2 separate regions of the Homo sapiens genome follow, and region 2 is linked to region 1. A link is a contact called in ENCODE Hi-C data. All regions are on one chromosome and are shown on one strand. Each heading gives the region's core, a stretch centred on a gene start or an enhancer-like site at or near the end of the contact. The rest is flanking DNA. Distances are from core to core; before and after follow the strand shown.

The links. Hi-C counts contacts between places; a loop is a spot of excess contacts on that map. Pooled maps may share reads with other maps.
Region 2: a map of ascending aorta shows a loop between it and region 1 (2.7-fold over the local background). The contact joins the enhancer-like site here to the promoter of PLPP3 in region 1. A Hi-C loop is called at or near these places in 2 of 168 maps with a recorded cell type or tissue (ascending aorta and gastrocnemius medialis) and 10 of 50 pooled maps.

The regions. Positions count from the first base shown.
Region 1 is chr1:56,578,283-56,582,505 of GRCh38, forward strand. It overlaps PLPP3 (phospholipid phosphatase 3), which reads right to left and starts at 1,281. Exons shown (of 6, transcript NM_003713.5): 1 at 596-1,281. The coding sequence starts at 734.
Region 2 is chr1:55,442,372-55,446,670 of GRCh38, forward strand. No RefSeq gene overlaps it. Among named protein-coding and RNA genes, the nearest start is that of MIR4422, 220 kb to the left of the region's middle. Within about 2 kb of position 1,285, at least 11 of the 41 ENCODE cell types and tissues checked have a DNase peak (open chromatin) inside an H3K27ac peak, as active enhancers do; they include ascending aorta, where a contact is called at or near this core.

The DNA of each region.
Region 1 (4,223 bases), core at 31-2,530:
CAGTAGGCACTCAAGTGATTGCTGAAGCCGTGCCCAGCACCAAGCCCGGGGAAAGCACCTACAGGAGAGGAGCAAGTGAAAAGGCCGGCTAGCCAGTCTGGCGAGCCTGGGCAGCAAAGGCGGAAGGGCTGGATGTTTACATACAGCCGCCGGGAAGGCAGCTCGGCTCCAGGCAGGAGCCCGACTCTCGGGGCGATCCATTTCACTCGGATGGAGGGCGACCAGCTAGCTATACGCTGGCTCTAGAGCGCGGCTCAACCAACTTCCCCTACGCTAAAAGGACGAACCCACACCTTCCGCGGGATTCCGCCCGGGCTTCCAACGTGGAGACGACTTTTACTGAGCTGGTTTAACAGTTGCCCACGAACGCTTAAGCACGCCCAGACCCACTCAAGTACAGGCCAAGAAGTCGGTGGGATCGGGGAGGGCGGGGGCTTCGGGCCTGGGCGGCGCAAAGGCTCCCCAGGAAGGCTGCGGGGGCCCCCCGGAGCTGACGGCGCGGCGCGGCGCGGCGCTGCGCGGCCCCGGACTGGGCTGGGACGCGCGCCGAGGGACGAGGGGCCGAGGGGCCGAGGGACAGCGGGGCTGGGCTCACCCATGAAGAGGCAGAAGAGGTCGAGGCAGATGAGCAGCACCCGCTTGCTGCCGCTCCTCCTCGGGTTGTTGTTGAGCGCCGGGCTGCCGCCGTTCTTGCTCTCCGGGACGATCGCTTTGTCGTACTTGTAGTTTTGCATGGCGCTGGCTGCGGCGCGAGCCTCCCGCCCCGCGAAGACGTCCCGCAACAGCAGCCACACACCCAGGCGCCCGGGTCGCCTCCTGGCCGAGGCTGCTGCGGATAGTGGCGGGTCGGCCCCGGCTCCGGGCGCGGCGGCTAGAGTGCAGCCGGGGCTGCCTGCCTCCAACTGCAGAAGGTGGTGTTTTCTGCTCCTCCTGCGCGCCTCTGCTTTCCTCTGTCAACCCTAAATCGTTCTAAAGTCCAAGGGGAAGAGAGCCAGATCCCGAGCAGAAACTTTTGCAGAGCTGCGCAGCTTGGGGCGCGCTGTTGTGGCGCGCGTCTGAGTGCGCGAGCGAGCGAGTGGGCAGCGCGGGCGCTCGGCCACCTTCCTCCGCAGCTGGTTCCTTAATGAATGGGAGCTGCGCTGAGCCCAGCAACTCCGGAGCGCCAGCCCCAACTCTAACTTTGCCTCCTCCTCCTCCTCCTCCTCCGGCTCCTCCTGCTCCTCCTGCTGTTGGTGCTGCTGCCGCGGCGGCTGCTGCTGTGATCGCCTGGGTTTGTTTTCTGCACTTTTATTTCACGAGGTCCTTTAAAAAGAGAAGACGTGGGGGGAGAGAGAGAGAGGGACCTCCTTACTTGGCTCGGATGGGATTCCGAAAGCACAGCCCCTTCCTTAAGCTGCCTAAGACGTAGGATAATTAAGGCCACATTTTCCCCCACCCCCTTCAAAAAAAAAAAAAAAAGTCCTAAAAGGAAAAGTTACTCTCAAACCAGAGAAACCGGGAGCCCCTAGCGTTCAGAAACACCAAATTGTCACCAAAGAAAAAATATATATAAATAAAAAGAAACATTTTCTTGCTGGCCTTGGGTCAAGTAAAAGTTAGGGCTGTACAGCTAAAATGCATTTTTCCTCACCTACAAACCTGAGGCTTTCAGGTCTTTATTGTGACTTGAATTGTATTACCCTGAAAATATAATTTTTAAGGAAAACAAGTTGTTTGTTTGTTTAAGATCTTAACATCCAACACCGGGTACTACGCTAGATTTTGAGAATACTAAAATGAAAAAGACTGCACGACTGTGGAACCACATCTCCTGGATTTCAATCCTGTGACTCTGTGCCTCAGTTTCCCCGTATGTAACTAGAGATAACTGTTCCTTTTCATATAGGGTGGTTGTGAAGACTTAATTTGTTAATCCGTATAAGCTCCTAGAACAGTGCCCAGTACATAGGAAGTGCTCTGTGAGGGTTAGCAATTACCTTTTTTCTGGGTGAAGGAGTCTCAGGCAACCCCTCTCTTGGCCCCAAGAGTAATTCTACTACTATGGGGAATTCCAGGGCAGCCAAAATGCTCTCTGCTTGAGTTTCAGACAATCTAACATTTTTCCTTAGAGGCTGGCATCTTATTTTTAATTATTTTATGTGAGTTAATCTTTTTTCCAGATAGAGAATAAACATTTCCAGGGCAAGGGCCTTCCCTTGTATCTTCTATAGTGCCTAGCATGGACCTGGGCACAGTGGACAATAAATGGATGTTTTTTCCAGGTGGTTCTTTGTGTGCATTCAGAAATGGAAATATTTGTAGCTTTTTGATACATTATATGAATCATGTTCTTTCTTACACTGACTTGTTTTGGGTTTTGATAACTTTATATGCAGCCACCATCAACCCTTTCTGGTACAATTGCCCTTTCTGGTACAATCCTTTCACACTCCACACCCCTGCTCTCCTGCACGCTCTGCCTATAATGCATACCCTTTCCTCCTCTAGTTAGGGAAATGCTTCTCTTGCTTTAGTATCCTCTGAAATGTCACCTCCTCTCTGAGTACTTTCTTCATTCCTGCACAGAATTAACTTCACTGTCAACTCTTTGCTTCTAACTATTTTTTTTTCCCCCGAGATGGCGTCTCACTCTATCGCCCAGGCTGGAGTGCAGTGCCTCAATCTTGGCTCACTGCAATCTCCGCCTCCCGGATTCAAAGGATTCTCTTGCCTCAGCCTCCTGAGTAGCTGAGATTACAGGCTCGTGCCACCACACACGGCTATTTTTGTATTTTTAGTAGAGATGGGGCTTCACCATGTTGGTCAGGCTGGTCTCAAATTCCTGACGTCATGATCGCCTGCCTCGGCCTCCCAAAGTGCTAGGATTACAGGCATGAGCCTATGTCAGCCTGATTTGGTGTTACAGATGGTAAAGACTAGCAAACTGTGTAGGTTATCAGCGCCGCGGCATCTCTCTAGTACCTAGCACGGGATTTGCTGTGTACTGAATTAAGCTCAAGTTAGCACCGGTTAGTAAGTGGGGCTTGCAAAGAAAGACAACATTGCTATCTTCTGGAAGCAAGAAGATCTGACTCTCCCAAGAAGTTTTGGAGCTGAAGCATCCAACTGCAAATCACACACAGCACTCTCAATTCAAATAGCACAGGTAAAAGCCAGGGTAGTTCAGAAGGCAGATGCTTGAGATAGCTTTTTCTTGAGAAACACCTTCTCTTGAAAAGTTAAAAGAGTGGAAACAAAACAAGGCCAGGTTCATAATTACTGACATTCTAAGAGGAATTCAGGATTCCAGGGTCTTTGCCTACTCAATTGTCTTTGTAATTATAGTCATCTTTGAAATTCTTAGTCACCAAACCATGCTTTTGGAATTCCAATCTAAAAGCAAGCTTTCTTGAAACTGCAGGCCTCTCTGATCTTTCCCTCCTTGGAGCTCTAAAAGACCTTGAGTAGATACTCAAGGTCTTATTCCACTGGACACGGCCCTATCTGATTACTTCACTTTGCAAATCATGAAATTACTTGCAAAGTGAAATAATAAGACAGGGTCATGTGCAGTGGAATATAGTGGCTTGTCTTACTTGCAAGTGGTCATAATTTGTCCCTCAAACATTGTTAGCTCCATGAGGCGAGAGCCTTGACCTTAATACCACAATCAATAATGGTGAAATCCTAAGTCAAAGAAAGAAATAGTAACTACATGAATTTTATAGGTACCTCCCTGTATGTTTCCTGTCTGCTTTTCCTTATCTGTGAAATGACTTTTATTAATTTAAGAATACACATATTTTTAAAAGTCAGACTGGCTGGGCGCAGTGGCTCACGCCTATAATCGTAGCTCTTTGGGAGGCCAAGACAGGCAGATGGCTTGAGGCCAGGACTCCAAGATCAGCCTGGCCAACATGGTGAAACCCCATCTCTACTAAAAATACTGGTGTGGTGGTACAGACCCATAGTCCCAGCTACTCCCTGAGGCTGAGACACGAGAATTGCTTGAACTGGGCAGGTGGATGTTGCAGTGAGCCCAGATCATGCCACTGCACTCCAGTCTGAGCAACAGAGGGAGACTCTGTCTCAAAAAGCCTGTTATTCCAAAAGCAGATAAAAGGGATAATAAATGGATGTTTAAATAAGACTTTTATATTTCCATTTATAAGGCTCTGTGGGCTATTTTTCCATAACTAAAAGATCATAGTGTTAATTGATGTATGTAGTTCTATGCAAACAGG
Region 2 (4,299 bases), core at 35-2,534, 1.1 Mb before region 1:
CAGCCCAACATTATTTGATAGAATCAGTTAGTTGTCAAAGCATCAACTTGAAAAGAGAATTCAATTTTCCCTAAAGTTGAGGAAAACAGGCTTTCTTCCCTATTTCCTTCAGTGAAAACAGGGAAAACACACACAAGAGAGTTCGAGTGCTAGATGCTGACCTTTTTCTAAACAAAGCTTCTGTTATCCATTTTCTCTGTCTTCCTACCTGACCCAAACCTCTTCAGATGGATGCAGTTTTCTTCTTTAAAAATATTAGTATCTTCAAGCAGGTTACAATCAAGGCCTCCGAGTCTAGGTGCCTTCCTACCTCCTTCCAGTGGCTGTGATGCTCCATGAAGTGTTTATATTTAACTCATGGAGAGCAACCTTATTTTTCTAGTTTTTTTTTTTTTTTTTTCCTGAGACAGAGTCTCGCTCTGTTGCCCAGGCTGGATTGTGGTGGTGTGATCTCGGCTCACTGCAACCTCCACCTCCTGGGTTCAAGCAGTTCTCTGCCTCAGCCTCCCAAGTAGCTGGGATTATAGGCACCTGCCACCATGCCCGGCTAATTTTTGTGTTTTTAGTAGAGATGGGGTTTTACCATCTTGGCCATTCTGGTCTTGAATTCCTGACCTTGTGTTCCACCTGCCTCAGCCTCCCAAAGTGCAGGGATTACAGGCGTGAGCCACTGCACCTGGCCTTTTTCTAGTTCTTAAGAAAGAGTGGTGTGTGGCCTGAGTCACTTCGGTCTCTAAGACCTGTGGTCTCCTACCACACCTTGCAGAGTTGTGGTAAGGATTAGTGATAGCATGCCGAAAGCATATTATTCTGTAGACTCCATGAAGGCAGGATAAAGCCAGCCTTGTCCCCAGATGTATCTCCATTTCTTAGCACAGTGCCCTGCATGCAGCAGGTACTCAGCACATCTGTGATAAGTAGGAATGTGAATGAATAAACATAGCACATTACCAGGGAGACAGTAGGTACTCAACAAACCCTAGCCATGATACACTATTACCCTGCTGCTCTCTGGCCCTTAGTCTATGCATCTGTATTAACAAGGGCTTGGACTAGTTGGTCTCTAGGGTACTCTCCAGCTCTGACATTCTATGCCTGAATCCAAATACTCCAGAAGCAACCTGGGGCTCAGGGAGGAAAGATGATCTTCTCAGCATGTGCACAGAATTATTTGGCGTGTTCTCCATGTGAGACGAAGAGCCTGTGTACCGTCCTGAGGCTCATTCTGCCCTCTTCAACACACCATCTGGACCTCTCCACTTGGCAGTTTGCAACATCTGTCAGAAGTGCTTGGTGCCAGGATGACTCTTGCTGCAAGCATGTCCTTGGAAAGCTCTGGAAATAGGGAGCCTGCCGGGAGTTTATGTAACATGCTGAGTGGCCAGAGGACTGTGCGCAAAGGGCTCTGATCCCATAGCGGGTCAGCCTGCTATGACCACTCAGGGTGACTCAACTGATTGTCACATGCAACTTACAAACTGCTGACGACAGAGAGCACTGTGGTGAAAGGGACAGGAAATTCTGCCTCTGCTTTATATACTTTTTGGTGGTTATTCCCCTTTTTATTCTAAAAAGGAAGGATTTGAGATTGCTGACTCAAATACAAAGAATATAAAAAATAAATTAGAAAATCAGAATGAAAGGTGTAGGGGAGAAAATATTTCTTTCCCAACCTATTGCAAGGTTTATGACTGATATCCCAATGACAAAGACAGATTAACAAGAGAAAAGCGTAACTTATTTGTTTAATATAGTTTTACATGACTGAGGAGTCTTTGGAAATGAAGGCCCAAAGATCCAGGGAAAGCTGCATATTTTTATGGACAGACATAATAGAAGCTTGATTGAAGGACAGAAGGGTATCATCCAATGGTGCAAAATTAGGGGGAACTTAGCAAGGTTTATTTGTTCAGATTCTTCTTGGCCTCTGGATATAGGGCAGGACACTTCTGGAATGAGGGTCTTGTGACCTACGTTTAGGGGAGGTAGGTCAGAGAATTCTTTTGTGGCCTGCTTCAGGATAGAAAGGCCAGAGAAAGTCAGAGAGACCGTCCCACTTTTATAGTTTTCTTAATTTCCTCCAGCTTAAAGTCCTCCGTGTGTCAAGATGCCATATTTTGGGGTATTATATTGTGAGCCCTGACAAGGGAAAAGACTTGCTGGGGGTCTCTTCTACTTGCCTCTTCAGACCTACTCCACCTGCCGTCCTGCTGTCTGCCCTGGGGCACTGACCATGTGGCTTATATCTGGATTTTTACTGGCTTTGGCCATGGGGCGCACCAGCAGGAGATCAGAGGGAGGAGGGGAGTGAGGTCCTGAAGTCACTTTGGGCAGGCTGTGTCCTTCCCTAGAGGACACAAATCCTCTCAAATTGACCTTCTCAGTAAGACTCTTTCTTTCTAGACAGGTAATTGCTCTGTCTCCTGGGACTAGTGGTGAAGCTCCACTGTTATTGGCCCCTGGATAGTGCACTGTCTGTTGTACTTCCCCTATCTCCTGCCCACAGCTCTGTAAATAGCCCCGTTTTAAATAAACCTTTCTTGAATTATCTTAAATTGAGTGTTCCCTCTGTTTCCTGTTAGGACTTGACTGATACATAAGGATAGAAAATACAAGAGGGAACCAGAAATAATGCTCATGGATGAGATACAAATTGTAGTGCCCTGTACATGTGCCAAAAAAAAGATGTGAGTGTGTGCTATCCGTTTGACTTGAGCTTCCTAGTGACCAAAGCAACAGAACCATAGGAGGAGGTCTCCAGTCATCATTTCTTACCACCAGAGTCTAAGGGACCTTACTACATAAAACTCTGTCACTCCCATTATCTTGTGGGTTAAACTGTGTCCCCCAAAATGATAAGCTCAAGTCTTAGCCACTAGTACCTATGAATATGATCTTATTTGGAAACAGGGTCTTTGCAGATGAGACCACCTTAAGATGAACTGATAGCAAAGTGGTGTGGGCCCCTAATCCAATGACTGGTGCCCTTAATGAAGAGAGAAATGTAGACACACAGAAACATACTAGGAGGATGCCATGTGAAGATGGAGGCAGAGGCTGGAGTAATGCCCAACTAGAGGTTAGGAGAGACACATGGAACAGTTTCTCTCTGAGTCTCTAGAAGGAACCAAACTGGCCGACACCTTGATTTTGAACTTCTGGTCTCTGTAACTATGACAGAATAAGTTTCTGTTGTTTTGAGCCACCCAGTTTGTGGTACTGGGTTATGACAGCCCTAGAAAGCAAGTACACTTTGAAGTGGCATCAAGACTCTTGATATGACTATGCCTACTTTCTAGCTTCATCTCCCACCACTCACCGGCTTGCCCTGTTTGTCTGGTTCTTACATCACTGTGCTATCCCAGAGTCCTCAGCCTTTTGGCTGTATTCTTATCACAGCCTGGATTGCCTCTTCTACTTTTCACCCTGATAGATTCAGCTCAGGCGTGGCTTTCCCCAGGAACCCTTCCCTGGCTCTCCCAGCTGTCTTGGGTCCATCTCCTTTGAACTCCCATATCATTGATAATAGGCACCTGATGCATTTGTTTCCCTCCCTCAACAGTAACCTCCTCAAGAGTGATATCATGTTCCTCTTTGCATCCCCAGGGTCTAGAACAGTGCCTGGCACACAGTAGATTCCCAATAATATAGATATAAATATCCTCAGCAGGATATTTGTTTGGGGTACCTGCTACCAGCCAGGTACTTTTCTAGCCACTTCATATGCACTTCATTTGTGGTGAGGAAATTGAAGCTTGCATAGGATACTGTCTAAGTTATGTGTCCATAAGTGATGGAACTGGAATTGAAATTAGATCTGACTGACTATAGTCTAGTCTCTCCCATTCCAATCTGCTGCCTCTTTACATTGGACAGAAAGAGAAGGGCCAGGTTAGGGAGGATCTAAATGCTAGATTTTTGTCCACAATAAACTCATCTTGAGCAATCAGCTTTGAGCCCTGCATGAATGTTGATCAAATGATTGTGTATTTACTAAATCTCTTTTTGCTTTTGCTCAGGAAGCAGAAATGTTTATTTCTTTAAAAAACACAGTTGATAAGTGGGGCAATATGGATGGGATACTCAGTCCTTTGAAGAGGCTGAGATTTCTATTGGCAGAACATTAAAAATGAGAGATGCTGGTTTTAAGTCTGAATAGCAATGCCATTTTTCATTGCTGTGTCATACTGTGTCTGTGCAGCTCAGAAATGATCGCACCACCCAGACAGCCATTCCTGTCTGTGTTCCAGCCTGCCTTCTAGAGAACACACATTTGAGGAGTGGACCTGTGAGATGATA